Linked DNA regions of Homo sapiens: region 2 is linked to region 1. The links are chromatin contacts, found by Hi-C or POLR2A ChIA-PET in ENCODE. All regions are on one chromosome and are shown on one strand. The core of a region is the stretch at or near the end of the contact, and the rest is flanking DNA. Distances in the headings are between cores, read along the strand shown. Region 1 overlaps INVS (inversin). Region 2 has its middle 15 kb from the start of MSANTD3.

Region 1 (3,994 bases), core at 154-2,653:
GGTACATTGTTGGAAAACTAAAGATGGAGCCTACAAGACTTGGGGTGCTTCAAAGGAACCAGGAGTTAAACAAAATTTGTTGCATTTAGCTTCTGAGTTTAATATTAAAATATGATGTTTTAATAACTTTGCTTGCAGTGTCACTGAGAAGGCTGGTCAGGGTCAGTAAGAAGAACAGGCTACACAGATTATCATGGACATCAAACAATGAGAACATTAGGAGCAAATGAAAGCTGTTTTGTTTACAGATACTACTTTTATGATGAGAGGAGAGCAATGATGGTATCTGAGAAAGAAACCAATATTTGTTGAGTACTCGCTGTGCACTGGTCACTTTTTTTTCTTTTTTACCAATGGGAAATCTGAGGCTTTGAGAAGTAACTTGCTCACAGTTATTAATAATATAGCCAATGAAGTGCCCAGATCTGACTGGTTCCAAAATCCATTCTCATTTTATTACACCGTACTGCCTCCCCATGGAGTAGCATTTTTGGATCCCCTAAAGCGAACATCAATATGCTAGGAAAATGAATTACTTGTGCAGTATTGGGAAAAAGGAAATGGATGTAAAAACTGTTACCCTGTGGTTAAGGAAAATAAAAATTATTAGAAATTAAGTCATTGTTGAGTCAGTTAGAATAAAAAACATTTAGTTTTGAAGTAGCTATAGGGAGCAGGTCTTCTGCCTTTTAGAATTAGAATCATAGAGTCAAAGGACATTAAGCTGGGTGGGCTTTAGATCAGAATCCACCCTCCTTATTTTTCATGTGGGAGGAAACAGAGGCTAGGAAAAATTCAGTGATTTGCCTTTGGGTGTGGGAGTGTTCTGGCTGAGACCTCTCTCATGTCCCTCCCTTACTTAAATCCTTCAGTACTGGCCGGGTGCAGTGGCTCATGCCTGTAATCCCAGCACTTTGGGAGGCCAAGGCGGGAGGATCACAAGGTCAGGAGATCGAGACCATCCTGGCTAACACAGTGAAACCCTGTCTCTACTAAAAATACAAAAAATTAGCCGGGCGTGGTGGTGGGCGCCTGTAGTCCCAGCTACTCAGGAGGCTGAGGCAGAAGAATGGCATGAACCTGGAAGGCAGAGCTTGCAGTGAGCCGAGATCGCGCCACTGCACTCCAGCCTGGGCAACAGAACGAGACTCCGTCTCAAAAAAAAAAAAAAAAAAAAAAAAAATCCTTCAGTACTGCTTCAGAAGACTGAAAGGAAAAGCCCAAACTCCTTGACCCTGCACTTTTCGTCATCGAGTTCTTGCTTATCTTTTGGGCTTCAGTGTCCTGTGTCTCCAGTTCTACTCTATCCTCAGACATACTGTGTTTTTAAAGCTTTCATTCTAGTCACCTCTTTTTCATCCTCCACACACAATGCCGTCGCACATTCAGCTTCCTTCCTACTTTAAGCTGGCTTAATTGCATATACTTTCAACATGCAGCTCAGGCACTGTTTTCTCCAATAAGCTTCTACTGACCCCTCAAGGCTGGGTTAGGTGCCCCTCTACAGAGTTCTTACTACCGTGTGTCCTTACCTCTATCATAGAACTGATCTCATTGTATGACAGCAGTGAATAGCATTGCATATGGTTTCACTTTCTATTACGGTCAAAGGGAGGGATAGTGTGGGGGTTATTGGAGCATGTAATAAGTGGATCCAAGAGACATGATATACACAACTTACTAATGTTGGCTTCAGAATATGCATATAGGAGGAGCTTATGGGGACAAATTGATTGGAAGGAGTGGGAGTAAGATTTGAAGCTGTCTTTATATAGCACTTTACATAAAATTCAGAAAATACTTATTGCCCTCCATATCAAAGAAATTGGGAGCAGGAACAAGATGGAGACATTGAGGAGTGTCAAAGTGTTAGTAATCCTAAGTTAAGATCCTGTTCAACTGCCATCTCTTTCATGAAGTCATTCTGTTCTAACCCCTTCCCCTCTTCACAAGGACATCTTGGGGAAGTCACAAGGAATGACTTTTAAGTACATCATCTATCCTGTCTTTGTGTTCTGTTTTTGTATCCTTTTTGTGCATTTACCCTTCCTTGCTTATAATTTTGCATTGCATACAAGCGTACATCTGTATAAAGCTTCCCCAACTCTTAGCATGGAGTCTGATACAGAGTAATTACATCAAAAATAACCATTGAATGTTGAATGAATGGTTTAATTAGGTCAGTGCTTCTCAATCCCGGTTGCATTTTTGAATCACCTACCGAAAATTTAAGAAATATTAATTCCAAAGTCCCAGAAATTCTGATTTTGTTGATCTAGGATGGGAACAGACTTTTTTTTTAAGCTCCTAAGGATTGAGAACTCCTAGATTAGGTTCTTTGTTTCAACAGTGGTTCTCAAAGTTTAGGATTCTAGACCAGCAGCAGCAGCACTTCCCAGAAACTTGCTACAAAATGCAGATTCTTGGCCCCTACACCAGTGAATGACAAACTCTGCGGGAGGGCCTATGTGTTTTCAAGCCCTCCAGACGATCTTGATGCATGCTAGAGTTTGAGAACTTCTTTTGCTAGAGTTTAAGACAAAAAAAAAATGTTGTCCTTAAATAAAATACCAACTGTGAGAAACCAAATATACTTTATAATCATCCTAAAAGGTTGTACCAATTTAAAGCACCACTCTAAATAAATCAGAGTACCTCACAAGCACAACAGAATTATCCTTGTGGAAATAAGCATCCCAGCATTTTATAACTTTTTTCAATATTTATTTTTGGTTAGTTTCCTATATATAAAAGGCTCTCCAATGAAGGCATTAATTTTCATAATAATCTAAATAAAATAGGCTATATTAGTCAGGAAGAGCACCTGAAAAATCTGGCATTGGATAAGGAAGCCTCAGAGTCAAGAATACCTTTCCATAATTTCCTCTCATAGAGAAAAGCCTTTTTTTGACAGTAACATTTTCTCCTTCTCTCATTTGTGCTGTTTGACTCCGTGCCACTTGATAGCTCTGTCTATTCCTATGGAAACCAAGTTAGTGGATGGAGCCAAGGCTTGGAGAAGGCATTGGGGGGAAATATTAGAAGAGTTCAGCCTTAGAGCAACTAAAGATGTTGCCTTTCCCTCAGTCAAATCCTCTTTGAGAGCCAGAACTATTTCAAGCCAGAGAGATGTTCTTGGCTGATGTATTGTCTAGCTGCTCTGCCAGATGGATGAACATCTTAAACTTGGAAAATAGCAAATAAAGCTCCTATTCTGTCTTTGGAGCACATTCTTAGCCTTTGCTTACAGAATTGTCAAATAACTAAAAAATATATTTTTAAAGATTTGCTTAAGATGGCAGGTTAGTGATGTGGTTCTCATCATATTTGTTAAGTACTTAGAAATTTTAGCAATAAAACACAGAATTAAGCCTTGACAATCAGAAGTTTAAGTAAAGAGGAAGAATGTCGGTCAGTGGAAAAAGCAATGCAGATTTCATTTTATTTCTGTAGCTCAGTGAATTTATGTCTTTCATGAGTTGATTGCTGTAACTGTTTGCTTCCCTATAAAATCACTTTAAAGACTAAGCAACCAGAGTACAAACAGACATCTAAATCAACTGAAATAAGAAAATTATCTAAGCATACAAGAAGGCATTCTCCTTTCTAATCCATTTCTGCTCTACATTTTATATGGCACTGGTAGCTAACTCATGATTGCATTGTACTGAGCCATTTATGTGGATATTTATATTATGTTTATATTTCAAGAAGGGTGTAGAGATTCATATTTCCAATTTATATTCTTTGATTTATGTCAGAAAATTAATGTCTTCTGAGAAAACAGTTGAGACAACTATTAATATAGATGCCTCATAAATCTATATCTTGAATCTAGCCATCTCTTCTAATGTTCAGGTCTATATGTATCTGCCCCTCCCCAACAACCTTTTCTTTTTGCTAGACCTCTCTGCATAGATTCCCTTCAGGTGCCTCAAACTCCACTTTAGAAAAAAAAAACAGAACTCAAAAATTTTTATCCCTAACCCTATTT
Region 2 (4,019 bases), core at 420-2,919, 200 kb after region 1:
ATGCCACTGCACTGGGCAACAGAGCAAGACTCTGTCTCAAAAAAAAAAAAAAAAAAAAGCAAAAACAAAAAACTGGATAAATGAAAAGCTTTTTGGAATTGGGAAATTATAAAATGGTGTATATAGATAGATAGTTGGCTATTTCTTTTCTTTTTTTTTTTTTTTCAGACAGAGTCTTGCTCCGTCGCCCAGGCTGGATTGCAGTGGCGTGATCTCGGCTCACTGCAAGTACTGCCTCCCAGGTTCACGCCATGCTCCTGTCTCAGCCTCCCGAGTAGCTGGGACTACAGGCGCCCGCCACCACGCCCGGCTAATTTTTTGTATTTTAGCCTGTGAAACAGGGTTTCACCGTGTTAGCTAGGATGGTCTCGATCTCCTGACCTCGTGATCCGCCCGACTCGGCCTCCCAAAGTGCCAGAATTACAGGCGTGAGCCACCGCACCCGGTCAGTTCGGCTATTTCTTAATGAGTTAGAGACCATATGTTCTAGAAATAAAGTGGTTGTGAAGCTGAACAATGAGAACAGAAACCATTTCTACAATTTAACACTTGTTAAGCAATCAGAGGAGTGGTAGGTGTCAGGAGGAAGAACTGGGAGAGAGAGGTTAGAGGACTGACATGAAGCAGACATTGAGGAAAGAGGAATTTATGCAATAATGGCCCAGGTTGCTGCAGATGTGAGAAAATATTCAACTTTTGAGAAAACATAATAGAAAAAAAATAGTTTGGCACAAAAATACAAATAAGCAAGCAAAACAAAATTACTACTTTTCTTCCCCTCCCTCCCCCACTCCCTTTTCTCTTTCTCTGTCCCTGGGGACCAGCGTTAAGGATCAATGGTCTGCCTTCGACAGTCCCCATCCCTAGCTATTTGCTCCTTTGTTGAGTGCCCCCTTTCCTCACCTTATCTTATGAAAAGCGTTCCAACCCTCCTAGACTGTGAGCTCCTAGAAAGCGGACTTAGCCTATTTTTGTATGCTATATATCACATAGCCTACTGTACAGAGTAGCTGCTCATTTGTGTTTCTTATATTGAGGTAAATCTGAATCTTACCTGGGCCAAACTCTGCGTTAGGATCTGGGTATTCAACTGTCAGGGGACTCAAGTGTGAGCAAGACCTTGTCTCTACCATCCTAGATCATACAGTCTTAGGAGGACATTGACACTAAAAAAGGCCATTACATGACCCTCAGATGAATGCGCATGGGGTAAGTACGGGTCCTCTGGATAACAGAGGAGCATGGAATGGTAACCCTAGAGACAACCTGGTGCCATTCCTGCTAGATACCGACATCTCCTATATGAATTTTGGTGGTGGGGTGAGGGGATAGGGAAATGGGGGCTGTGAGCAAGGAGGGAGGTTCCAGGAACATCTTTCACATCCCCTAGTCCCCATTTCCTTCATGAACTGCTGTATCCATCAAGTGCGGGTACGCAGGGAGCACAGTCGTTGTGCCAGGTGGGTGCCAGCACACAGCAGTCATTGACATTGTACAGACTTCTGGAGTAAATGGAGGGATGGATGAAACACTTGTGCAATCGAAATTTTTGCGACTCCTTCCATTTGACAAGTACGGTCCACGCCATTCATTCCCCAACCCAAAGCCCGCGAAGCCCCGCAGCTTACACAGAGGCCCCGCCCAACCGCCCCGCTCTGCGCGCTCCCTCAGCTCCAGCGCAGCAGCTCTGGGAGACACGCTGAACGGTAGTCAAGTTCCGGGTCACAGTGCGCTTGCGTAGGAGGAGCCAGTGGCGAAGAAGGGGAGGAGCTCGCGAAGCTTAGACTGCAGTGACGAGGAAAACGTGGATGGGATAGGAGCAGGAAAACCTCTAGGGCTCTGTGGGGTTAGCGCTCTTGGGGCCGTTTAGTGGGTGTCCCGGGGGTACTCAAAGAGAACCCGTCAGAGACTGACCTTAGTTTACACACGATGCGTCTTTTACTGCTCACATCGAGTCTATTGATTTTGCTTTTTTTTTTTTTCAATTACTTTAGTGGTCAAGAATTGCTGCTTTGCAGTGAGACAGATCCAGATTCCAGTGTCTGGTGTGACTGTGTGTGGCCTTGGGCAAGTTATCTGTCCAAGTTTCAATCGCTACCTGTATCAAATGTAGTTGATTGTAGTTGTGTGCATCACAGGGATTTTGTGAAGATTAAATGACGTCGTATGTATCAAGGGCTTAGCGCACTGCCTGGTACGCAGAAAAAGCCCAGTAAATGGCAAGTGCTATTATAACCATTATCATGAGGTTGGAGGATCGCTTGAGCCTGGGAGGTTGAGGCTGCAGCGAGCAGTGATCGCCCCACTGCCCTCCAGCCTGGGCAACAGAGTAAAACCCTGAAAAAACAAAACAAACAAACAAAAGCCCGGGGGAAACAAATCAAATGTCCCCGTATAAATGATAAACAAAATGTGGTATATACGGAACCTTATTCAGCCTTTAAAAAGAGTGAAATTCTGATGCAAGTTACAACATGGACAAACCTTGAAGACACTATGCTAAGTGAAAAAAAACATACACAAAAGAACACATGTTGTATGATTCCAGTTACATGAAGTATCTGGAATAGTCAAATATTATACACAAAGACAGATGAATAGAATAATGGTTACCTGAGGCTGCAGGTAGGGCAGAAATGAGGAGTTAGTGTTTAACAGGTGCAGAGTTGAGGATGATGAAAACGTCTGGATGGATGGTGAAAATGGTTGCACAGCCATGTGAATGCACTTAATGCCACTGAACTGTACACTTAAAAATGGTTAAAATGGGCCGGGCGCAGTGGCTCACGCCTGTAATCCCAGCACTTTGGGAGGCCGAGGCGGGTGGATCACGAGGTCAGGAGTTCGAAACCAGCCTGACCAACGTGGTGGAACCCCGTCTCTACTAAAAATACAAAAATTGGCTGGGCGTGGTGGCGCGCACCTGTAATCCCAGCTACTCAGGAGGCTGAGGCAAGAGAATCGCTTGAACGCGGAAGGCAGAGGTTGCAGTCAGCCGAGATCGCGCCACTGCACTCCAGCCTGGGCGACAGAGCAAGACCTCAAAACCAAAACAAAACCAAAAAATGGTTAAAATGGTAAATTTTATGTATATTTTACCACACAAAGAAAAGGAGAGGAAAGAAGCCCAGGAGCAGGCAGCGCACAGCGGGAGTGCATGGCAGCTCAGCTCAACAATGCTCTCAGGCGCTTAGGGTCCTTCTATCTTTCAGTTTACCACTCCCAGCATGTGACTTTTGTCCTTGTGGTCATAAGATGATTGCTGCTTCTCGAGGAATTGTGTGCATGTACTAGATAAGAAAAGCCAAAAGTCATCTTCTTGTGAAGTTTTATATTTTCATTCAAGAAAAGGAGCCTAAGGGAATACCCGCCTGCTACTCATTGACAGGAATTTTATCAAGTTGACCTCTCAACAGGAGTCTGGGAAAGTTACTTTTCAAGTGTCTAAAGTATAGAATGGCACAATAAAGGGGAGCTGTGAGGTCCCCCTTATCATGCCATTCTATAGATACTTGAAAGGTAATTTCAAGTATCTAAAGTATAGAATTTTCAAGTACAGAAAATTTGAGGCCGGATGTGGTGGCTCATGCCTGTAATCCCAGCACTTTGGGAGGCCAAAGTGGGCGGATCACCTGAGGTCAGGAGTTTGAGACCAGCTTAGCCAATATAGTGAAACCCCATCTCCATTAAAAATACAAAAAAATTAGCCGGGCATGGTGGTGCGAGCCTGTGGTCCCAGCTGCTCCGGCGGCTGAGGCAGGAGAATCGCTTGAACCCGGGAGGCGGAGGTTGCAGTGAGCCGACATCGCGCCACTGCACTCCAGCCTGGGAGACAGAGAGAGGCTTTGTATCAAAAAAAAAAAAAAAAAAAAAAAAAAAAAGGAAGAAAATTTGAGTAGCCAAATTTTCAGGGAATGTCCCACAAACATAGAGGTTTATTTTGCTTTTTTCCATAAATGTGCTTATACTGCATATTATTTTTTGCAACTTGCTATTTTTTCTTAGCAATATGAATTAGA

Evidence for each region. A loop is a pair of places that touch in the nucleus more often than their neighbours do. ChIA-PET counts read pairs that join two places held with the same protein, here RNA polymerase II (POLR2A). Pooled maps may share reads with other maps.
Region 2: a loop to region 1 is called in a pooled map, with 2.0 times the contacts of the local background. The contact joins two enhancer-like sites. A Hi-C loop is called at or near these places in 2 of 50 pooled maps. POLR2A ChIA-PET finds 5 or more read pairs at or near these places in 3 of 52 experiments (CD8-positive, alpha-beta memory T cell, WTC11 and activated T-cell).

The regions. Positions count from the first base shown.
Region 1 is chr9:100,208,613-100,212,606 of GRCh38, forward strand. All of the region lies in intron 3 of INVS (inversin), which reads left to right. Among named protein-coding and RNA genes, the nearest start is that of INVS, 110 kb to the left of the region's middle. RefSeq lists an enhancer at 1,428-1,477. Within about 2 kb of position 1,404, at least 4 of the 41 ENCODE cell types and tissues checked have a DNase peak (open chromatin) inside an H3K27ac peak, as active enhancers do.
Region 2 is chr9:100,410,067-100,414,085 of GRCh38, forward strand. No RefSeq gene overlaps it. Among named protein-coding and RNA genes, the nearest start is that of MSANTD3, 15 kb to the right of the region's middle. RefSeq lists a silencer at 1,566-1,655. Within about 2 kb of position 1,670, at least 9 of the 41 ENCODE cell types and tissues checked have a DNase peak (open chromatin) inside an H3K27ac peak, as active enhancers do.